2 separate regions of the Homo sapiens genome follow, and region 2 is linked to region 1. Evidence: read pairs that join two places in POLR2A ChIA-PET (ENCODE). Cell type or tissue: endothelial cell of umbilical vein. All regions are shown on one strand. Links, peaks and the distances in the headings refer to the core of each region. The heading gives the core; the rest is flanking DNA.

The links. ChIA-PET counts read pairs that join two places held together with the same protein. Peaks named below come from ENCODE experiments on the same cell type or tissue, not always from the same donor. Only the 100,000 strongest peaks of a DNase experiment are listed, where the experiment ranks them.
Region 2: POLR2A ChIA-PET joins it to region 1 with 10 read pairs; 1 of 35 experiments calls an interaction of 5 or more read pairs at or near these places.

Annotation. Positions count from the first base shown.
Region 1 is chr2:166,429,614-166,442,541 of GRCh38, reverse strand. It overlaps SCN7A (sodium voltage-gated channel alpha subunit 7), which reads left to right. Exons shown (of 26, transcript NM_002976.4): 15 at 790-1,146; 16 at 9,790-10,224. Among named protein-coding and RNA genes, the nearest start is that of SCN7A, 58 kb to the left of the region's middle. In endothelial cell of umbilical vein, for the core only: no CTCF peak of the experiment used is centred there; DNase peaks (open chromatin) are centred at 7,851 and 8,921.
Region 2 is chr2:166,222,877-166,235,804 of GRCh38, reverse strand. SCN9A (sodium voltage-gated channel alpha subunit 9) reads left to right here. Exons shown (of 27, transcript NM_001365536.1): 21 at 2,343-2,465; 22 at 6,833-7,114; 23 at 8,082-8,135; 24 at 9,101-9,238. The region is part of intron 4 of SCN1A-AS1 (SCN1A and SCN9A antisense RNA 1); the gene reads right to left. Among named protein-coding and RNA genes, the nearest start is that of SCN1A, 100 kb to the right of the region's middle. In endothelial cell of umbilical vein, for the core only: no CTCF peak of the experiment used is centred there; a DNase peak (open chromatin) is centred at 5,614; H3K27ac peaks cover 453 bases.

The DNA of each region.
Region 1 (12,928 bases), core at 5,890-9,889:
GTGGTTCATGTCTGTAGTGTCAGCTACTCAGGAGGCTAAGGTGGGAGGATCACTTGGGCCTAGGAGTTGGAGGCTGCAGTGAGCTATGATTGTGCTTCTGCACTCAGTCTGGGTGACAGAGAGAGACTCTGTCAAACAAACAAAAAAAAATTGAAAAGAAAGTGTCAGGAAGGTATAGCCTATATAAAAATGATGTATGAGATCTAATCGACAGTAAGTTTACTGTGATACAGTGACCAAAAATATTAAGGTAATCTTGTTCTGTATAAACAGAAATTTGAAAAAATCTAGTGAAAGGAAGGGGACTATTCAATATAAACCTAGAATGTTGTGTTTGGTCTTTGACATGTTATTTTAAAAGGGAAATACATGATAGTACCTTCATCAGAATCCACTGGATCCTGAAAGACTTTCAATATCATTTTCATGTCAACGTATAGGAAAAATGTGGAAAAATATTCAATATATTTTGAAAAGCAAAAACAAAGAATGGATACTTGCCCTAACAGTTAATAAAATATAAAGCTAGAGGAATTGTAACAGTATAATGCTTAATGGGAATTGGCAAATACATCAGTAGAAGAGGATATGTATAGACTGAGTATACAAAATTATAGGATATTTAAGATGTATTAAGAATTTGTCACAAAATGAATGTTCAGTAGTTAATAATGCTTAAAACTCTAAAGGCTATATATGTATATGTGTATAACACTGTACCTTGTAATATACACTGACCAAGTTTTTTGTCATTTGTTTCTTGTTCTTGATTTTACATTGCTCTATTAGTTAAGAATTTTCAAGTTGGGAAAGTATTGGCCAACATTCCAGATTTTGATGTGGTCTCTTAGTAACTCATGGGTGGCCCTGAAAGACTTGGTCCTGTTGTTGTTCACATTCATCTTCTTTTCTGCTGCATTCGGCATGAAGCTGTTTGGTAAGAATTATGAAGAATTTGTCTGCCACATAGACAAAGACTGTCAACTCCCACGCTGGCACATGCATGACTTTTTCCACTCCTTCCTGAATGTGTTCCGAATTCTCTGTGGAGAGTGGGTAGAGACCTTGTGGGACTGTATGGAGGTTGCAGGCCAATCCTGGTGTATTCCTTTTTACCTGATGGTCATTTTAATTGGAAATTTACTGGTAAGTAGTCAATTCTTTTACATTTTCCATGAAAACTGGTATAAGGTAGTTTGGTATTTTCATGATGTGCATTGATGGGATCTAATGGTCTGTAACTGTGGTAGTCCAATAGAGTAACCCACTAGCCAGATGTGGCCATTATCAACTGATATATGATTAGTTCCATTTGAAATGTGCTGTAAATGTAGAATATGCACCAGATTTGAAGTCTTACACAAAAAATGATGTGAACTATTTCATTAATAATTTTTATATTGAATGCATTTTTTAATGATAATATAGTAGGTCCTCCTTATGCTCAGTTGCACTGTATGTGGTTTCAGTTGCCTGTGGTCAGCCATGGTCTGAAAACATCCAGTGGAAAATTCCAGAAATATAAAACTCATAAGTTTTAAATTGCATGTCATTCTGGGTAGTGTAATGGAATCTCCTGCCATACCACTCTGTCCTGCTCTGGGCATGAAACATCCCTTTGTCTAGCATATTCATGCTGTATACACCACCTATTGGTCCTTTAGCAGCTGTCTGGGCTGTCAGATCATGTAGTACGCATGGGGTTTGGTACCATCCTCTGCTTCTGGCATCCACTGGGGGTCTTGGGATTTATCTGCCCTGGATTAAGGGGGACTACTGTATTTGTATTTAACTAAATACAAATACTGTTAAATACAAATACAATAGTCTCCCTTTATTTATTTGTATTTAGTTAAATATATATTTAGTTAAATATAAATGTTTGTATTTATTGTATACAAATTGTATATTGTATTTAACTAAATATATTTGTTAAATAAAATGTATTAGTAAAATTAATTTTGCCTGTTTTTCTGTGCTTTCTATGTGGCCACTGGAAATGTAAAATCGCATATATGATTGCATCATATTTCCATTAGATAGCACTAGCTTCTAACCTTGTTACTCAATGTAATATTGGCATCACGTGGGAGGTGGTTAGAAATGCAGACTCCCAGACCCCAATCCCAGACCTATGCAAGCGTAATCTACATTGTAACACTGTTCCCAGGTGATTTGTGTGCCCATTAAATTTTAAGAAGCACTTAAATGTAACACTGCTGTCAGTCTTTTCCTGGCTTTGGAATTACCTGGGGAATTAATAAAAATATGCTGATGCCTAGAATCCATTCTTAGAGATTCTGATTTTATTGGTATGTGGACATGACCTGGTCATCAGGATTTTTTGAAAATCTTCAGTTGATTAAATTGTGTAGTCAAGATTGAAAACCCCTGGTCTATAAAAATGTTATGCATTAACTAAGAGAGAAAGCTTTCACTTATAAGTTTCCTAATAACTGAAGTGGTTCTAATGAATTAAATAAGTAGCTTTCACTGCATCTATGGAAAAGGTATGGCTTATTAAAACATGATTCTTACAGGAATACAAGACTTGGTATTTTCTTTTTACTCATGTCATAAAGATCAAGTACATTTCCCAAAAGACTGAAAAAAAATCGCAGGTTAGACTCAATTTTACCTGTCCACATTGCTTGTGTTTCACCTTGAGAAGACCCTTGTCATACAATTATCACATTGGCATTGTATTTAATTGTTAGTGTACTTCTCTATCTTCTTTATTAAACTGTAAGCACCATGAGGGAAAGGACCATAGCTCTCCTCTTTATTACAAAACCTAGAACGGTGCCCAACATGTAAAAAATACTTCAATATCTTCTGCCCTTTGTAGTTACAGTAGTACACTTTTCATTCCCAGTGATAAAAAACACCACTCTAACTGGCTGAAACAAAAAAATGATCATATATATCAGCATACATAACTCATAACTCAAAATATCAGAGATAGATCTTGCTTCAGTTTGGATGTGACACAAATGATTAAATGGGATCATTACAGAGAGGTCTTTGTAGATCTCAATTCTGTTTTTCTCTGTGCTCTTTGCTAGCTAGTATCTTCTGTTTTATCAAGATGGCTGCTGCAGTCTAAAGCCTCATATCTTTGTATTATATCAAGTCTAATAGAGGAAAGAATTTCTTTTCTAGAAGCCACAGTTGATTTTTCCTATTATCTCATTAGCTGAATCACATGCCCATTCTTAACTAATCTCCATTGCCCAGGGTGTGGAATGCATTTATTATGTTAAACTGTTCATAGCTCTCTCTTACAGCTGGAGATGGGATAAGATCAAACACAAATCCTATGACTAATAAGAGGATAAGTGTAATTTCCTAAATAAATTTTATGTTTCTGTTTCCAAAAGGAAGAGTTATGGCTGTTGAGGAAAGCAACAACAACACACACATTCACATAATTCAAAGAGAAAGAAGCAGAAATACTGAGGCTATATATATATATATATATATATACACACACACACACATATATGTATGTGTGTGTATGTATATATACATATATGTATGATATAACATATAAATATATATATATATATTTGCCTAAACATTCCTGCTTCTTTGATTTTGAACTCCAATCTCTTTCTATTTTTTGTTGTTTCTACTAACCAGAAACTTCATCAATGTGCAGAGGGATTCTAGGATAAATGGAGTTACATGAACCTCCATTTCCAATTCATTGGCCATCATATTTCTTGGCTCACTAAATCCTTCCAGCTTAATTTTCCTCAGCAGTCATCCAACTGTGAAACATCATGATAATGGCAGTAGAATAAGTAGAAGGGGGAAAAATGTAAGGAGATAATCTTTGAAGCTGTTGATCTTTTTAACCTCCACACTTCTAATGTGGGTTGGTGTAAAAGGAAGACATTTCACATTTTAAAAAATTAATTTTGTCTTACTCTTCTAAGAAAACTCAGCAGTGATATTAAGCCTTAAGCAGAAACCTTACAAAAAATTATTATATGTCAAAGGAAATGAATTGGTTTTTAAATAGTTCTGTCTTGTTGAGTTGTAGAAAAAGCAGAGTTCAGAATCAAAGAAACATAGGTTCAAATTTCAGTTCTATCACTGTATTAGTCCACTCTCATGCTGCTAATAAAGACATACCTGACACTGGATAATTTATAAAGTAAAGAGGTTTAATTGACTCACATTTACATAGGGTGAAGACCTCAGGAAACTTACAATCATGGCAGAAGGGGAAGCAGGCATGCTCTTCTTCACATGATGGCAGCAAGGAGAAGTGCATAGTGAAGCAGGGGAAAGCCCCTTATAAAACCATCAGATCTTCTGAGAACTCACTCACTATCATGAGAATAGCATGGAGGTAACCATCATCATGATTCAATTACTTCCCACCAAGTCCCTCCCATAACACATGAGGATTATGGAAACTACAATTCAAGATGAGATTTGGGTGGAGACACAGCCAAGCAATATCATTCCACCCCTGGCCCTTCCCAAATCTCATATCCTCACATTTCAAAACACTATCGTGCCTTTCCAAAAGTCCCCCAAAGTCTTAATTCATCCCAGCATTAACTTAAAAGTCCAAGTCCAAAGTCTCATCTGAGATAAGTCCCTTCCACCTATGAGCCTGTAAAATCAAAAGCAAGTAAGTTACTTACTAGATACAATGTGGGTAAGGCATTGGATAAACACACCCATTCCAAATGGGAGACACTGACAAAAACAAAGGGGTACAGCCACCATGCAAGTCTGAAATCCAATAGGGCAGTCACTAAACCTTAAAGTTCCAAAATGATCTCCTTTTACTCTATGCCTCACATCCAGGGCATGCTGATGGAAGAGGTGGGTTCCCATGGCCTTGGATAGCTCCATCCCTGTGTCTTTGTAGGGTACAGCCCCGATCCCAGCTGCCTTCACAGGCCGGTGTTAAGTGCCTATGGCTTTTCCAGGTGCAGTGCAGGCTGTCAGTGTGTCTACCATTATGGGGTCTGGAGGACAGTGACCCTCTTCTCACAGCTCCACTAGGCAGTGCCCCAGTGGGGACTCTGTGTGGGGGCTCCAACCCTACATTTCTTTTCCACACTGCCATAGCAGAGGTTCTCCATGAGAGCTCTGCCCCTGTAGCAAACTTCTGCCTGGACATCCAGGCATTTCCATACATCCTCTGTAATCTTGGTGGAGATTCCCAAATCTCAGTTCTTGACTTCTTTGCACCAGCAGGCTCAACACCACATGGAAGTTGCTCAGGCTTGGGGCTTGCACACTCCGAAGTGATGGCCTAAGCTATACCTTGGCCCCTTTTGGCCACAGCTGGGACAGCTGGGACACTGGGCACCAGGTCCCTAGGCTGCACACAGCAGGGGGACCCTGGGCCCAGACTCCAAAACCATTTTTTCCTCCTAGGCCTATGCCCTGTTATGAGAGGGGCTGCTGCCAAGGTCTCTGACATGCCCTGGAGACATTATCCCCATTGCCTTGGTGATTAATATTTGGCTCCTCATTACTTGTGCAAATTTATGCAGCCAGCTTGAATTTCTCTCCAGAAAATTGGTTTTTCTTTTCTACTGCATCATCAGGCTGCAAATTTTACAAATTTTTATGCTCTGCTTCTTGAACACTTTGCCACTTAGAAATTTCTTCTGCCAGATACCCGAAATCATCTCTCTCAAGTTCAAAGTTCCACAGATCTCTAGGGAAAGGGCAGAAAGCCACCAGTCTCTTTGCTAAAGCACAGCTAAAGGAGTCACTTTTGCTCCAGTTCTCAACAAGTTCCTCATATCCATCTGAGACCACCTCAGCCTGAACTTTATTGTCCATATCACTATCAGCATTTTGTTAAGACCATTCAACAAGTCTCTAGGAAGTTCCAAACTTCCCACATCTTGCTGTCTTCTTCTGAGCCCTCCAAACTGTTCCAACATCTGCCTGTTACCCAGCTCCAAAGTCACTTCCACATTTTTGGATATCTTTACAGCAGTGCCCCATTCTCTGCAGTATCAATTTACTGTATTAGTCCATTGTCATGATGCTAATAAGGGTGTAACCAAGGCTGGATAATTTACAAAAGAAAGAGGTTTAACTGACTCACGGTTCCACAGGGCTTGGGAGGCCTCAGGAAACTTACAATCACGGTGGAAGAGGAAGCAGGCATGTCCTTCACATTGCAGCAGCAAGGAGAAGTGCAGAGTGAAGGTGGGGTAAGCCCCTTATAAAACCATCAGATCTTGTGAGAATTAACTCACTACCATGAGAACAGCATGAAGGTAACTGCCCCCATGATTCAGTTACCTCCCACCGATTCCCTCCCACAACATGTGGGGATTATGAGAACTACAATTCAAGATGAGATTTGGATGGGAGCAAAGACAAACCATTTCAATCACTTAATAAATAAGTGTCTTTGTGCATATTACGCAGCCTCTTTGAACCTGACCATACTTAATGGAGGAATGAACATAACAATACTTGCCTTATAGGGTTATTATAACTTAAATGTAATCATTTAGCACCCTATAAGTAATTCATATATTACATAAATCATTTCTTTACACTGCAGAAAAATTTAACCCCTATATCTTTACCAGATTTTTCTTAGTTATTTAATATTATTAACAAGTTTTAGTTAGCAAATTTTAATTTCATTCCTGGTGTTTTACTTGTGATTTAGGTAATTGTCACCAAGTGAAATATAGTACCTGACTGGTTACATAAACCAAACACTGAGGGATAGAAACATGAAAATAAAAGAAAGAGAAAACTTAATACAAAATTCAGTTGCCTTTTAAAAATAAAAAATATGATCATAGACACATATGTTATTCCATATATATTTGTATAATCCCAAATTAAATATATGTTAAGATGTAACTCAAGAAATTTAAAATTAAATAGCCTCAATACATGTTAAATTCCTTCATACCTGTTTATTTGTTGATTACAAATCAGAAAGTACTTACTTAAATCTTGAACTTTCTTCCTCTTTCATGCTGCTTGATTTTGCTATGAGTTGCTCAATTCTCACTCAATATGTGGATATCTTTGAGGGGCAAGAAAACAAAATTCAGGGGAATTTTTTAAAAAGTTTTGTTTTATACACACTATTTCACCTTTTCTCTCAACGCAAAAATAATAAATATATGTTTTTAATCTGGTTACAGATTCTGTGACTAGAATAAAGTTACTCTGAGTTTATATAATACAAATCTCTGCATTTTCTGCTCTCTTTTTTGTTAATGCTCAAATTAGAAGTAGTAATCAGTTCTCTGTAACTTGCGCCACTTACACAGCCTGTCTTTTCCTTTAAATCCTTAAAGAGAGTAGGCTATTTTTAATTCAGACCACATCTGAACAAAGCAGTAGCATTTCTTAGTGTTATAAAATTCTTATCTTATACTACAGTTTCAGAGCACTTAGCACTTTTAAGATTACGTTCATTTTTAGGCTTTGAACATTTTCACTATATATATATAGATATATGAATGTATGTGTGTATATTTGTGTGCATGTATGTCTAAGATATAAGAAATCTTTGATGTAATTTCCTTAAAATATGATTAATATAGCATAAACTTTTTCTTGTTCAAATCCTAGCACAAAATCTATTTTTTATTCTTTCTATAATCAATTATTTTTTAAAATAAATATTTGTTTATTACCTATTTTGTGCCTAGCAGTGTGCTGGTTGTCTAATTAAGAGAAAACATGGTTTTTGTTCATATGAAGCTTACAGTCATGAAACACACTAACAGCCTTCTGTTATTTCACACTGTGCCTAATACTTAGCCAAACAATAGAAGAAAAGGAAACAACTGACTATCTTAAATTATATCTGGTCTCACCATCTTATATCAGGAAACTGTTGTCCTTTGAGAATCATAGAGTTGCTAATAGTGTGGCTCCTATGGGAGCCATGGAGGTCCTGCCTAGATTATCTATAAGTAAACCTCATTGCCAAAGGAGACGCTAGTGGGAGAACAGAAAGGATCAAAGGTTACATAGATTAGACCTAAGTCTGCTTTATTTCTTTATTTCTGAAGCTATTAGCATTTGATCATTGTCCTTTCTGTTTTAATTTTTCTCTTCTGAGAATCTTTCATTGTGGATTATAAAAGATATTTGCCAGTTTTTCAGATGCTCTCACCCACAAAACATTTCCCATATTGATATATCTTATAACCAAAATTTTATTGCTATGCTAAAACTATGGATAAGATTATCTATTTGATGACTTTATTCACTGAAAAATACTTTGATTTTTCTATACAAGTTTTATTTGAACCTTCTGTATTCCTAAGAAATAGGAAGATCTAGATAGAGAGAAGTAAATGTAACCCATTAGGATTAAACACTATTATCCCAGATGTGCATGTCCATGAGAAAAAGAGTAATTATTGGAGTGTTTGAGAAACTCAACTGTTCACATAGATCTAAAATTTTGAAAAAAGTTTCAAAATATGAGTCTTTGGAGATGCTCACATACTTATTTTATGTACACACAAATAGTCAGCCTAATTATCCAAAACTATAATATATGCCTTACAATTATAAACAAGTTTAAAATCTGATTCTCTGGAAAGTGATCAGTACTTGATCATACTTCTAAGTGATAGTAAAAGTCAAAATATACACTATCTTTGAGTTAAAAATAAGTTACAAGTGTTAGGAATGAGTCTTCCATCACTCATCTGTTTCTTATTTGACCAAATTTACTACAGCAGATAATCAACTAACCTTCCTAGCATCTGTGTTTTCATCCCACAAAAGCCATTAGATATGGTATGCAGGACCCTGGGTAGCTCTTTCCCCATATAATTCTTCCTGGGTTTGCAGAATTCTTACATGTTTTCCTGGAACAGGGCTGAAGGGAAGTGAGCTGCCTGGAAAAACAACTTATTTGCTCACCTTGGGTGAGACAGCTTGACTCAGTGAGAAAATAAGCTTTGGAATAAAGCAGACTTGGGTCTAATCTATGTAACCTTTGATCGTTTGATATTTGACATCTGTAAACCTTGCCTTTTTCATCTGTAAAAGAGAAACAAATCATATTGCATAGGATGTCATGAGCTTAAAATAAATTCTTGCTATACAAATCCCTAGCACAGCACCTGACACACTGTGGTAGGTGGATAAGAACTGAATAGTATTGTAGTTCATATGCTTCATTTTCAAATCTCAGGTCAGCCTTTTTTAGTCAAATTTATTTTTTAAGTTAATGTATAAAATTGTATGTATTTATGGTGTACAAGGTAATGTTTTGAAGTAGACATACATTGTGGAATGGCTAAATATAGCTAATTAACAAATGCATTACTTCACATGGTTATCATTTTTATGGTGAGAACACTTAACCCATTTATGCCAGAAGTTGCAATTTTTGTGTGAAAAGTCGACCTTGGCGATGACCTTGAGCAGTAGGATATAAATAACTCCCACAAGCTTAGCCTTCCAATAATGGAACACTAGGCATAAATGGGTTAAGTGTTCTTTCACACTCTGGAAGTAGAGAGCAGAATGATGGTTACCAGAAGCTGGGGTGGTTAGGGGAAAGTGGAGATTGAGGAGCTGTTGATCAAAGGACACATAATTACAGTTAAATAGGAAGAATAAGTTCAAAAGATGCATTGTACAGCATGGTGACTACAGTTATTAATTACAATATATTGTATTCTTGAAAAATGCTAACAGAGTAGATATTAAATGTTCTCATCAGTTTTGTAAACAAACTTTTCATTACTTAAAATGAAACAAAATGAGATACATTTAGCCTCATTTTACTTCCTTATTTAGGTACTTTACCTGTTTCTGGCATTGGTGAGCTCATTTAGTTCATGCAAGGATGTAACAGCTGAAGAGAATAATGAAGCAAAAAATCTCCAGCTTGCAGTGGCAAGAATTAAAAAAGGAATAAACTATGTGCTTCTTAAAATACTATGCAAAACACAAAATGTCCCAAAGGACACAATGGACCATGTAAATGAGGTATATGTTAAAGAAGATATTTCTGACCATACCCTTTCTGAATTGAGCAACACCCAAGATTTTCTCAAAGATAAGGAAAAAAGCAGTGGCACAGAGAAAAACGCTACTGAAAATGAGAGCCAATCACTTATCCCCAGTCCTAGTGTCTCAGAAACTGTACCAATTGCTTCAGGAGAATCTGATATAGAAAATCTGGATAATAAGGAGATTCAGAGTAAGTCTGGTGATGGAGGCAGCAAAGAGGTAAGATGTTTAAATATCCTGATTGCTTAGTGGTGATTTATAGTATTGTTGATAAGGAAGTAAATCAGCGCCGAAGTTCCACAGCCAGATTATCCACTCAATTCTAACTCCATCACTCCTAGCTCCATCACTCTTAGCCTCTGACTTTATGCTTTTGATCAAATTACTTAAACTTTCCAAGCTTCAGTTTTCTCATATTTAAATGAGGCTAAAATGGTATTTAGTCCATGGAGGGGGGGAGGTAATAGTGCATAGAACAATACCTAGTAAAGAGTAAGCACTTAGGAAACATTAGATGATATAATTGTGACATTCTATAAATTAATAACCAGGCAGTTTGAGGGTGCTGAAAAGTATACTGAGGAAACCAAAGTTTTCTAAATCAAGGTGTATGATTTAACAAATCACTAAATTTCCATGGGCTTTATAATCTTAAAATGGGAGATTGAATTAGAAGAGTGCTACAATTCCTTCTTGCTTGCTAAAATTCTAAGATTTGAATCAGATCATTTCTGCCCATATTTGGACATTATAATTAAGTTGGACTAAAGGAATTTTTAAAACCTCCCAGTTTGAATTTTGAACAGTTGGTAGCTTTATAACGCACTGGCTTTAAAAAAAAATCAGAGTCGCATTCAAAGAAGGGTAGATACTGCTGTTCACTTAGCTTCTAAAATATACACCCTACTGGAAACAGTCTTATTGTCTCCATTTGCAAGCAGCTTGTGTTTTAGAAGGAGGTGTAACTTCATAGAAAGCTACACCTACAGAGATCACATCTGCACAAGGGCTTTTTACCTTGGACCCCACTAGGGAATCATTTCAGATCACTCAGGGGCACTGGAGGGTCGGGGAATGTGTCTTTACAGGTCCCCATCATCTGTGGCACCATCTTGTCTCCCAGACCTCTTCTGTTTTGGCAGATGCTCTCTACAATAACTTCACAAATTGTCTTCTAAGAGGAATTCAGTTTCAATTATCCAAGGTCCTTCCATCACCTACTAAAGCCATCTTTATTTTAGTTAGAGAGACATTTTTAATCCACATGCCCAATAGTCTAAGATTCATTTACCTTTTAAATTAATACCATTGCTATAAAACAGGCATAAATTCTTACTCAGCACACTTCTCAATCTTCGTTAAAGATTTGGATTACTATCCATTTCTGGGTGAAATTGCTATTTACCACAGCACAGCATGTTGGAGTGTCCCTGAAAACTTCATGCTAATCTCCTTAGAAATTCTGGAGTATGAAAATACATAGGAAAGCTGTAACTTAAAATAACTGTAAATATTGAAATTGCAGTTTTTATTTATGCTGCATAGTTATTTGGTCTTGCTGGTTGATTAACTACTCACAAAAGATGTATTCATTTATTTATATATTTAGTTACATATTTAGTTAGATGCTTTCTAGATTATGTAGCCCATGACTACTTAGGATATTGATATACCCACAGCCAAAAATAAAACACAAAAATATTATAAATGATCTGATAATTCAGAGATACACTGTCTTGTTTCTTTGCTATTTGTACTTCCAGCCTATTTTTATTAAAAATATGCATATATATTTACATATTATAAAAATAACATCAAAATTTACATCGTGTTTTGTAACTTGTATTTTTTGTAATGCAGAAGTATATCATGGTCACTTTATGCCATTAAATAATCTTTTATCAAAATAAATGATTTATAATTTGAGTCTTAATTGATTTATTTGTAAAATTAGAAAAATACCTACTCACCGGTATTTTGGAAAAATCACATCAAATAGGATATGTACAAGGCTTTTTACAACTCTTTAAAAATATAAATTTATGATGTATAATTTTAATTACTGTCAAATATTATGTTTAAATTACTTAATGCCTAGTCTCAAATAAATATATTGCTACAGATTTTATTTCATTAGAAATAAATAAAGAATATATAAAAGTAATGGAAATAAAAATATCTGTGTAAGAATAATATTCTGCTGGATACTTTACTTTTTTTATTTGAGCACTATAATGATTTACTGACAACTGACCACGTAAGAACTAAAGCAAAAAAAGCTTTCTAATTATATTTCCTTGACACTTACTGTGTATAAGTCTAAGAGGTAGGACAAAATATTGACAATTTCTCTGGTTTTTTGGCCGTCTACCTAGATTTTTTTCTTAATTTTTATGAAATAAGATTGGTTTCATTCCAAATGTTAAAATGCGCTTGCCTTAATTTTTGTTTTAATTAGAAAATATTACTTATATGCTATTAACCTTAGATCTTGGTGATTTTAAAGAATGATTTACGGTATCCTTATTTTAAAATAAGGTAAAATAAAGTATTGTGAGAAAATAATTTTAAATAAAGGCAAAGAGTATCATTAGCACTATTACCTATGTAAAGCAATGACCACCTTATTCTACCCAGCCTTGAACTTCAGTCAAAAGCAGAGTTAGAAAGAAGGTCAATTCTGCATCTGGGTGCTTTTCATAAGGCTGTGCCCCTTTCCCAGGCCTGTTCTTGTCCCTATTTCTTGTGCCTTTCCCTCATTTTACTTCATGATAAATCCCATCCTGTGATGACATACATAAGACCATCTGGACTGAATTTTACAATGAAACCTAGGTGCACTATTATCTACCCATCTTTAGCATCAAGGGATGATTTGTTCTGATTCTACTCATCTAATTGAAATAGCATATATGGGAAACTT
Region 2 (12,928 bases), core at 4,016-8,015, 200 kb after region 1:
TTAATATTTTGGAAACGAACAAATATAATGCAAAGCACAGAGAGTAAAGCTCCACACAATATTCTTGCTGACAGAGATGCAAATTTTGGGACACAGATTTGGGGGAGTGGCTGATTTTTTTTTTTTCTGAAAAGTATAGAAACTTATCTACAGCAGTTGTTCTTGAAGGATGGTCTCAAAACTGAAAACGTTGGCACATGTAGGTGAGAACTCATAAGAGATGCAAATTCTGCCCCCAACCCCAAGACATACTGAATCAGAAACTCTGGGGTTGGATGTGGCAAATCATTGTAACAAGCCCTACAGATGATTCTGTTGTATATTCAGATTTCAGAACTACTTATATTATTTGCTACTCAGAGAATGGACTTGTCTGATTTCTGCAGGCTTCTGGGTTATTTGAAACTTACTTGATTAAACAGTGTTCTTCAGTACAGGCGTATATTTGTATATATACGTGTGTGTTTATAGAAAGATGTGAATATATATGCATATATATTCTCAGTTACAAACTATACCATAGTCTTAATAATATGCATATATTCCGTGTCATAAAACTCACTTAACAGTGGCTTGGAGAACAGACCTATTAGTATTTTAGGGGCTGTATCAATTATAACAGACATGTCTTAGTCTACCTTTTATTGCTGTAACTGAATACCTGAGACTGGTTAAAGTATTCAATAAAGAAATTTATTTCTTAAAGTTCTGGAAGCTGGGAAGTCTAAGGTGAAGGGTCCACATCTGGTGGGAACTTTCTTGCTGGTGGGCACACCAGAGAGTCCCAAGGCAGCTCATGGCATCACATGGCGAGGGGTGTTCACTGAGAGCCAAACTGGGTTTTATAATAAACCCACTCTTGTGATATCTAACTCACTCCCATGATAACCCATTAAGCCCTTACTCTATATTCCATTCATGAAGGCAGAACCTTCATGACCTCATCACCTTTTAAAGGCTCTGCCTCTTAATACTGTTACATTGGGAATTAAGTTCCAACATGAGTTTCAAAAGGGACAAACATTCAAACCACAGCAAAACATTAAAAAAAAAATTTTCTGATTAAAGAGGGAGCATACATATTTTCAAGTGTTCTTAAGTGGAAAATAATGGATGTGAATGACTGGGCAAATTTAAGAGTGGCATGAGGAGTAATTTATTCTGCTAAATACGTAGCTTTAGGAATTTAAAAAAAAAAGCCATGTTACATTTAGTGAGACATCTGGAAATACTACATGAGGATGAGCACTTTAAAACACTTCCCGCTTCATCAGTCAGTTTACCTGTCTCTGATGGTAACAGCAATGAACTTTTTGTGAACAATGACTTTTTCTACGCCTGAAATAGATAAATATATAAAGTTGGCTCTCATCTGTTCCTATTCTTCCCTCGAAAAATTGAATCTCTCAGTCACTAACTTATTCGTAATGAAGAACTGCATTCCAGACATTTTTCTTAGACATCGTCTCCTGCTACACAGGATGTGAGGCAAATGAATATTTTCCATGGAACTAATTCAGAGAGTAAACATATTTATAGATCCAGATCTAAGGTCATGGAGGAGCTCATTGCTTTGTAACTAAAATGTGTATTGATTGTATTGCTGTTCATGTTCTTTCTTAAGATAATTTACGATAAGAACTCAAATTTCTTTTGGATACTGGTTATGGTAATTGTGGCTGATCTATCTAACATGATGAAGCTCTTATTATATCTATATTGATTGTGAAGCCAATGAGATCAGCTACTCTCATTCTCTCTTCAGTACAATTGTGATTTTTCTCCCATGAAAAACTATTTGGTAGATCTTTGGTGCTAATCTTTAGAAATTGTAGGGCAGAAGCAATCTTGTTGAGAATTTGCCCCAACTCAAAATCATGAGTCTTCAAAATGTTTTTTAATAAGATTTATACTAAGACATAGATTTAGTTGAGTGAATACCACACTTTTAGGGCTTAGCTTCAGAATCACACACTTCATTTTGACCTGAGTTTTATAATTAAAATGTTCACCATTGTTCTAATTAAATTTTTAGATTTAATAAGGAATTACAAAGCAATTGATTACAAAAGTGTGAAAAGCATATGCATGATTTCTATTCAAATAGAATAAACAACTTACTTTGCTTACATTATTTCTTCTTATTTTGGTTAACCTTCTTTTAAATCTATTTCCTTACAGAAACATCCATCTTACCCTATTTTTAGGCATTGACTACACAACTCCGTATATACCATCTTATTGTTCCTGTTGAGTTGCTTTTAGTGAGTTTCAGAATTGACTTTTTCCTTTTATGCTTCATCATTTTATTGACACAATTAATGAAAATGTTATTTTTATAGGTTTCTTTGGTTACTTTAGTGGCAAACACTCTTGGCTACTCAGATCTTGGCCCCATTAAATCCCTTCGGACACTGAGAGCTTTAAGACCTCTAAGAGCCTTATCTAGATTTGAAGGAATGAGGGTAAGAAAATACTAAACTTTATAATGTTCTTATTTTTTAATGGGGTTTAAAATATAAAAACAATGGGTATGTAGAAATTATGAGTTGTTTCTGTTTACATAAATACATAGGCTGTTTATGTATGTGTGTGTACATATACATATATACATATGCATATATGTATATATGCATATGTATACTATATAGTATGCATTTACATACTATATACAGTATGCATATATACTATATATAGTATGCATATATGGTATATATATGCATATTATATACACTAATAGTATATATATGCATATTACATATACTAATAGTATATATGCATATTATATATACTAATGGTATATATGCATACTAATATATAAATACTAATTATAGCATTAATTAAATAGTATATTACTAAAAATAGTATAATACTCATTAGTATATACTAGTATATTACTAAAAAAGTATAATACTAATTAGTATATACTATTATATATTAATATATACAGAATATGAAAGACTATATATAAAATATGCATATATAGTATAGTATATATATTATTTCATTTACTGTACATATTAGTATATATATGCATACTCTCTCTCTCTCTATATATATATATATATACACACACAGTATTTCAGTGCATATTGTTTAACAAGGGAATAAGTTAATCACAGTAATCCTGCCTTTATCTAATATTGTCAAACAATAGAATGATCCAAATGAGTGACTTTTTTCATATTAAATGGAAATCTTCCCTGTGCTAGGAAGTCCAAGTGAAAGGGGAAACTATTGTTCCTAACATCATCTCTCATACATAAGTAATCAAGGACCTACTTATATCAGGTGTTCAAATAATATTTGTTTAAGAAACTACCTGGGTAAGGAGCATTAGAAAAGATAGGTAAGTGAGACAGCATCAGCCATCACATTTAATTTCACCTTTAAAATAACATTGCAAAGTAAGTGGAATTATAACTAAATTATATTTGAGAAAACTAAAGCTCAGAGAGTTTACTTAATTTGCACTTAGGCTGCAGAGTGCCTGAAAAGATACTCAATTAGCAGAGACAAACAAGTTATAATGAATAACAACTACCATAACCTAGCTTTAAGGATTGTATTAAACCAGCAACTTTGTAACACACATGGAGGACAACAACTCTATTTTCTGTAATTAGTCCATATCCTCATGTGTTGGTACTCCTCTAAAATTTCTTCTCCAGATTTATACCTGCTATTTTATGCCTCTGTTCTGGAATGCTTCCCCTGCCCTGTCCCGACCCTAACCCGTTTGTATAGCAGACAAACACCTATCTGTCCTTTAAGGCTCAATTTAAAGTTGCCTTGTCCGTCCACCAGGAGACATAACTGGATATTCTCTCTCTGTTCAGACACCTAAAATCCTCATTATATTGTATTTTACTTATTTGTTTACTTAACTGCCTCCCTACCTTACCTTCTCTGAGCAATTTAACACGGAGATTAGTCCAGCTTACTGATACTTTAAGTGTGGTTTACTGACCAGCTATTAGCATTATCTACAAACTTATTAAAAAGACGGACGGATCATGAGGTCAGGAGTTCGAGACCAGCCTGGCCAATATGGTGAAACCCCATCTCTACTAAAAATGCAAAAAATTACCCGGGCATAGTGGTGCTCACCTGTAGTCTCAGCTACTAGGGAGGCTGAGGCAGAAGAATCGCTTGAACCCGGGAGGCAGAGGTTGCAGTGAGCCGAGATCATGCAACTGCACTCCAGCCTGGGGAACAGAGCAAGACTCTGTATCAAAAAAAAAAAAAAAAAAAAAGCAAATTCTTGGATCTCACCCCAGACCTACTGAGTCAGAAACTCCAGGATGGGGATAAGAAACTTGGGTTTTAACCAGCCTCAAGTGAACATTAGAGATCTTTCAGCCTACCAAATCTTCACTGTTATCCCTACAAACCTAATTATGACTGCAATCTCTGCTATTTTAATTATCCAGTGTATAACGGTTTCCAAGTATAAAAGAAAGATCATGATTATACAAAAAAGTTCATAAGCACAATTCAAAAATATTCTATCTACAAGTTGAAAATTACAAGTTTCATTTTGTGCAGAAAGGTGGTATTAGAATTCATTGACATTAACTTAATTTTTTGAGCATTAATAGAATGTTACAATCTATCACAACTTTCCCCTACAAAACCACTTCCTTCAGTGATTAAGCCAGCCCACTATTTAACTCTGTTTGCTCTTTGTTCTTTATCTGTATTACAGGTGAATTGGATGCAGGAGAATAGTTTAGTATATTTTGAGAGGCAAATGTCTATTTAGTTACATTTGTTAACCATGCAAAAAGAGACATTTATTCATGCCGCAGGGCTATTTTGAAGGATAAATGAAATAATGAAATAATGCATTTGAGGCATATTGTAGTCAGCTTGTTTGAGTCCTTAGGCTCTTTAGCTTTCCCAACTGGCTTCTCATCAGACCAATAGGTGCCTGTCTTTCTCAGAGACCCATGATTCCATCATTACTCACATTTTTTAGAAAAACATTTTAAACACCAACTATGTGTCAGGTGTTGTGATATAAAAAACACAGAGTACAGTGGTACATAGACCCCGGTCCCCAAAGAGTGAGTAGGGTCAATGGTTACAAGAGAGACAGACAAGGGCACATAATGATACAGGAATATACAGTAGGGAGTGGCTATCCGGGGAAGTCTGGGAAGACATCACAAGGAGGTGACATTTCAGACATTTCATGACTGAAGAGTAAGCCCCAAATCATAGGCAGATAGGCATTCAAGGCAGTGATACCACATGGTAGGGAGGCACAGAATAGATTGTGCAAGGTGTGCTTGGTCAGTGACTAGATGTATCAGAGTGCCTACGTGATAAACATAGTAGGGAGGGCAGCAGGAAATGAGCATGAAAAGGTAGGCTCTATTAAGAGCTGGCTACTTTGAACTTCATTCTCTATTCCTATTCCTCCTAATCTTTTTTGAGGTCACATAGACTGTAAGAATCTGATGAAAGTTAGAATTGTCTTTCCGGAAAGACAGCACAACCATAATGTTTGTTATATAATTTCATGCCCCCAGGAAACCTCTACAGGTCCATGAACTCCAAATAATCATTGCTCTGGACCAAAGGTCAACAAACCCCAGCCTGTTTTTGTAAAAATGTTCTTGGAACACAGCCATACCAGTTTGTTTATGTATGACCCATGACTACCATGGCAGAGTTGAATAGTTGCAACGGAGATATAACCCACAAAGCCTAAAAATATTTATAAAAATGTTTGCAAACCTTCTCCCTAGATGATCTGATTAGTAGTCAGAGATCCTTAGTATTTCTCTATTTTAAAGCATCTTGAGAACCTGCTTAATACATTGCAGAAAAGAAGGATCCCAGTGCTCCTTCCCTAACAGGTTAATCTTTAACACATTTGTACTTGAATGGGTGCTCAAGCTGAAGTGTAAGATGACAGGTAGGTTTTGAAAGATTAAGTAAATAAGAAAATCTGGAGAGTGTTAAATGCCACAGGAATTGCCCTGGATGAAAACTGGAGTGGCAAAGACAAACTGGTGATCAATAGCAGTACAAATGCTGAAAAGCAGAAATAAAGAAAGGATTAAAGAAAAACTGTTCCTAATTTTTGTCTTAACTGAGGCCAGCACTATATATATTTAGTCAAAGGCTTACATATAAAGTATTTAGAGTAATAATAATAAATTTAAAACGATTGCTCTTATTTCGTAGAACCAGCCAAATCTAAAGGATTTAAACCATTTAAAGATTCTCAATCCTTTTGTGGAGAATGTCTCAAAAAAAGAGAATAAGAAAAGAAAATAATTAAATTAAATTAAAATGATGTCCAGTCATAATTCCACCTACCTGATATACACCAATAGTTTCTCTATGGGGGAATCTTTAATGCTGGTAATAATAGGATCATGAACATTTAAATGTATATAAATATATATTTTTCATTTATGTTTATACATTTCTTTTTTTTCCAGAGTGTACAGATTTTACAAGTTTACCTTATCAATAACAGGTTTTGGTTTATTATTTTTATTTATTTTACATTTATTTAAGCTATTATATTATCTTAGTTATTTTGTCTTATATTTTGCTAACAATTTTATTGTGTGATAATCATGTAATTTGTAAGCCTGGTGATCACAGAGTTCATGTCTTATTTTGTCTTGCTTGGCACACTGCTGAGTGTAGAGTAGGCATTTAATAAACATGAGTCGGCTGGTTGGTTTGATGTCTTAGATATTTAAGGGCGGCTTTTCTAATTTATTTATGTCTGCATGGCATTTCTTTCATGTTGCCTATTTAACATCTTACTAATCCTAATCATGCTTTTCTTTCTTTTGAATACTAGGTCGTTGTGAATGCACTCATAGGAGCAATTCCTTCCATCATGAATGTGCTACTTGTGTGTCTTATATTCTGGCTGATATTCAGCATCATGGGAGTAAATTTGTTTGCTGGCAAGTTCTATGAGTGTATTAACACCACAGATGGGTCACGGTTTCCTGCAAGTCAAGTTCCAAATCGTTCCGAATGTTTTGCCCTTATGAATGTTAGTCAAAATGTGCGATGGAAAAACCTGAAAGTGAACTTTGATAATGTCGGACTTGGTTACCTATCTCTGCTTCAAGTTGTAAGTGTCCCATTTCATGAGTGCTTGGTATTTTAATAGATATTGGACGAAGGATATAAGTTATTCTTTAAATAGTATATTAATTATAAATTGAAGATAAAATACTGTGTGGTTTTTAAAACAGTGCCAGTCTTGGCCGGGCGCAGTGGCTCATGCCTGTAGTCTCTTCACTTTGGGAGGCCAAGGTGGGCAGATCATGAGGTCAGGAGTTCGAGACCAGTCTGGCCAACATAGTGAAACCCCATCTCTACTAAAAATACAAAAAAATTAGCTGGGTGTGGTGGCAGGCGCCTGTAATCCTAGCTGCTTGGGAGGCTGAGGCAGGAGAATCACGTGAACCTGGGAGGCGGAGGTTGCAGTGGGCCAAGATCGTGCCACTGCACTCCAGCCTGGGCTACAGAGCGAGACTCTTGTCTCAAAAAAAAAAAAAAAAAAAAAAAAAAGTGTTGGTCTTTCCTAGAACATGTTCCTACATGAATAAGAAGCATGGGTTCTGTTGCATTTGAGTTATTAATTTATAATTGACTCTTTGGTGTCATGTGGACTCCCATCTTGCACCATTCAAATATTGCTTCAAAAATGAACGTTTTTGAACTTCCTGCTTCACACTATGAAGGGATGAGAGGAACTTCCCACAGGCATGGAGAACCCTTTAAAAAATGGAGAAAAGATGTTTCCTGTCTTATTCATAAAATTTTCCTTCACCTTTAAAAAATAAAAGGTTATGTGCGAAATTCACAGGCAACTGTAACAATTTAGAAATAATTAACTGGGACTAAGATTTAGAATGTTACTTGGGAATATGTCCTTTTTAAAAAAATCTTTACATTAAATGGACATGTTGAATACAGCAAAACTTACTAGTATTACTTAATAATTGTGGTAACATTAAACAGACAAAACTCTGTTTATGGCTATTTTAGAATATGAGCTTAACATTCAAATTCTATTAATGTTATTCTTAAAGGCAACTTTTAAGGGATGGACGATTATTATGTATGCAGCAGTGGATTCTGTTAATGTAAGTATTGATTATCTTAGCACTAAACTTTATTTTTAAAAGCTTCTTAGTTTATTTCAGTGATTTCCAAACTATAACTTCATGAAGCCCTTGGGACTCACATAGACAATGAAGAACATCCACCTGATAGTAGCCTAGTGGTTGTGAGTACAGCAGTTGGAGATAGAGCCTGATTCAAATTCTAGCTGTACCATATCATCCAAGCTCTACAACTGACTTCGGGCAAATTACCTTACCTTCTTGAGACTTAGTTTATTTGTCTAATCTATAATTTAATGAATCTATCATTTGTCTAATAAATGTCTACAATCATCCAATGCCTACTCCATAGTGTTGTGAGGACCCAACAAGAAAATAGAAGCAGGGCACTTAGTGCAGGCTGGCATTACTAAATGCTCAGTAAATATGCGCTTATCAAAATAAAAATAAAATAATTTTAATGTATAGCTTTTACTGTTTTTACAGTTTAAAACACCTTGGATGAGTTTATGTGAAATAAGTTCCATGCTAAGAAACTTTAATGATTACTCCCTAGGTAATATTTTTACAAAATATAATAAAGATGTATTCGGAATCAAAAGAAAATACATGGCAAAATGTGTATAAATATGATAATGTCTCATTTACAGTACTTTTGGAAATAACATATACATAGTATGTCACTTAGTTATTGAATTTTCCTACCAATATGAGCACAAATATGCATATGATTAAGCCCTTTGTAGTTATTTGAAGATTATATTATTTATTACATAAGTATGTAATAAATTAAATAATAAGTATGTAATGAATACATGTTGAATAAATTGTTAAGAGTGATTATGTTAAACCTCAACAATGCTATGGCTTCTTAAATCCTATGTTTACCTAGGATAGCACTGTTTGAATTACCTGGTCAAACCATGTGAAAAAGAAAATAATGAATGTTACTGTCCATATAATGCTAACTTTTGTAAATTTTATAGGTAGACAAGCAGCCCAAATATGAATATAGCCTCTACATGTATATTTATTTTGTCGTCTTTATCATCTTTGGGTCATTCTTCACTTTGAACTTGTTCATTGGTGTCATCATAGATAATTTCAACCAACAGAAAAAGAAGATAAGTATTTCAAATATTTTTCATTGTAATGAAAGGGATGAACAATTATTTTCCAAAAAAGATAATGTAAAGTTTAATTTGATATCAATTCATGATTAATTTTATTAGAACTTCATTTATTTTTCAAATAATTGACTAGTATACAATTACAAATATGCTTAATCTTATTCATTTTTGCACAGAAAACAATTTTCTAAATAATAGGTTCTGGCTAACTTATGATTTAGGTTAAACCCATAGGTTTTGAGCAATATATCAACTATTCTGTTTTTTCCAATGTTTCCTATAGAGGATTGAATAATTAAGAAAAATCAATACACTATTTATTCAAAACACATTTTATAAGTAGTTATTTATTTTATTTTGTGTAATATATATTGGGTTGGAGCTTGGGGAGACCAACGTAAGATATGGTTCCTGAGCTCAAGGAGTTTATGTCATAGCAGAATAAATAACACAGGTAATGAAAATTAAGACTTGTTGAATACTGTAATTTGAGCAATCTTCTGAAATTTTTAATTAATTAATCTTCACATCAACTGTATTAGTTTCTTTGACCTACGAGAACAGGATAATACAAACCTGAGGGCTTAAAACAAGAGAAATATATTCTCTCACACTTTTGGAGGTTAGAAGTCCAAATTCAAAGTGTCAGCAGGTCCATGTTCTCTTTAAAGCCTCTAAGAAAATATATTTTATTGCCTCTTCCAGCTTCTGGTAGCCCAGGTGTTTCTTGGTTTATGGCAACAGAACTCCAATCTCTCCCATTATAGTGACATGCCATTTTCCCTCTGTGTGTCTTTCTCCTCTACTAGTAAGGATGCCAGTCACACTGGATTAAGAGCCCACTCCACTCCAGTATGACTTCATCTTAATTACATCTGCAATGACATTATTTTCAAATAAGGTCACATTCTGAAGTGCTAAGGGTTAGGACTTATATGTACCTTCTTAGGGCACACAATCCAACCCATAACATCAATCACAAAAGTATTATTACAGAGTCTCTTTCACAAATGAGGAAAGGCACACAGAGGTTAAGTGACTTACCCAAGGTCATATATCGAGTATGTGATGAAGGTTAGATAGAGTCAGTAGTAAATTCGATGTATCTTGTACTCTATTAAACTCTCTACTATGCTCTATCCCCAAATACTATAATCATGATAAATACAATAAGAAAAATTAACAAGCACAAAAAATATACATGACAGTCAGAGTAAAAATAGATGCTGCTATAGAATGGTTTATGAAATACGTGACAATTGAGAAGGCTTTGGAAGGTGGGAAAGAAGACATGTAGCAACGGAGAGGCAAAAGAATGGCTAACCCACATGGAGTGAAACAGAAATGAATGAGCAAATGAATTGTGTTGATAAAAGAGGCAGCAATTCAGGGGGGATAGCAATGCTTTCGGTTTTGAAGAAATTTAAGATTTGGAGAAATAGTAAAAGATGAGGTTTTAACCTGCCTGAGAGTAGATATAAAAAGCCGTATTAGACCTTTTTTAATAGCAGCTGGTGTTTCATTCATATATGTTGAGTAGGGAAGAATATGGAAGCAGGAGATTGATGTTTATTAAGACTCCATGATATGTCAGATCCTGTGTAAAATACTTCTAACATAATTGTAGTCAAATTTTACAACAAATCTAAAAGACATAGTATCCTCATTTAACCTCTCAGAAAAATTATCTTATTTGCACATGGCCTGACAGCTAAAAAGTAGTTTCATTATGGATCTAGCTCCAGAATTGCTTTTTCTAGAGACTGAGCTTTACAAAAAATTAATCTAGCAGTGATGCACAAAATGACTAGGGAAGGACCAAAGACTATTTCAGACCCTGCTTGACCTGCCACCTGGACCACACTAAGTCTCCAAATTAGTCCTGTGTGTCAATGGAGAATAGGAAATATGTTCCATTAAAACATTTTAGAGGGTAGAATCTACAGTATTGCTTGTGATTTGCAAGAGATAAAGGAGTCTAATTCTGGAGTTTCTTGTCAACTAACTGAGATACTCTGGTTGTGGTACCACCTATACAAAAAGAGATCTTTGGAGACTAAATGGTAGAATTACAAAAGAGAATAATAATTTTGGGTACTGGCTTAGCATCTAAGAAGACAGATGTACATGTACCAAAATGTCATTAGTGTGCATGATTGACTATTTGCAAGTAGACAAAAATTTAGTAAATATTGCATTATTTATCCTGACATTTACAAATACAGATGTTTATTTTTAAAGATTTTTAAATTTCATGTTCCATTTTACATTTATAAAGTGTACACTGATTTTCAATTTATTTTTCTCAACTTAAGCATTATATATACATACATGTAATATATAAGCACACACAAGTAATTCCTCAGTCTTCCCTGCATAGGATAAATTAAGCGTGTCTAGAAAGAGCAGTATGAGCATAAATAAAACAGCCAACATCCAATTGACTTTAATCTTCCTGCTTGTTAATGTTATTCTTACAACATTTCTACTGCAGGAAGTAAAATAGGATGGGTTGATACTATCACCACCAAAGTCAGGAAACAGTTACTGATTTAGAAGCATCAAAAACTCATATCCCCTATCATTCTTCCAGTATTTCATCTTGCAATCTAAGTATAGCTTTTATTTTCTGACCTTTTCTGAATGATTTAGAATTTCTTTCCACTCTTCCCTGAAAAAACATGACCAACACTTCAATTAGTTAACACATGCTATGTAGAAGTACGTAGTAGATGCTTTGTGATGAACTCATTTATTCCAAAGAAAAAAAACAAATGAAAGTGGTATCCTTTTCTTTGCCTTTCCTAATTTTAATTATTGTGGTAAGGAAACTTAATATGAGATCTACCTGCTTAACAAAATTTTTAAGTATACTATATATATTGTTAACTATAGTTACGAAGTACTACAGGAAGTCCCTAGAACTTATTCATCTTGCATAATTGAAACTTTATTCCCATTGAATAGCAATTCTCCATTCTCCCATCCTTTCATGCCCTGGCAATCACCATTCTTCTCTCTGTTTCCATGAGTTTGACCATTTTAGTTACTTCACCGAAGTGGAATTATGCAATATTTTTTCTGTTACTTCACTCAGCATAAATTTATCCAGGTTCATTCAAGTTGCTGCATATGGCAGGATTTCCTTCTTTATAAGGCTGAATAGTGTGTGTTTGTGTGTGTGTGTGTACGTGCACACGCACATGCAGGTATACAAATACCACATTTTCTATCCCATCATTCATCAATAGACATTTAGGTTGTTTTCATATTTGGATACAGTAAATAGTGCTGAAGTGAACATGGAAGTAAGGACTCTGAGATCCTGAGTTCAAATTTTTAAAATATGCTCAGATGTGGCATTGCTAGATCAAATGGTAGTTATATTTTTAATTTTTTCAGGAACTTTCATACTGTTTTCTATGGCAGCTACATCATTTTACATTCCAACAATGTACAAAGGTTCTAATTTCTCCATATCCTTGCCAACACCTATTATCTTTTGATTTGGGTGGTTTTTGTTTTTGTTTTGGTAATAGCCATCCTAGCAGGTATGAAATGATATCTCTTTACGGTTTTTTGTTGCTGTTTTTTTTTTTTTTTTTTTTTTTTTTTGTTGTTTTTTTTTTTGAGACGGAGTTTCGCTCTGTCGCCCAGGCTGGAGTGCAGTGGCGCGATCTCGAC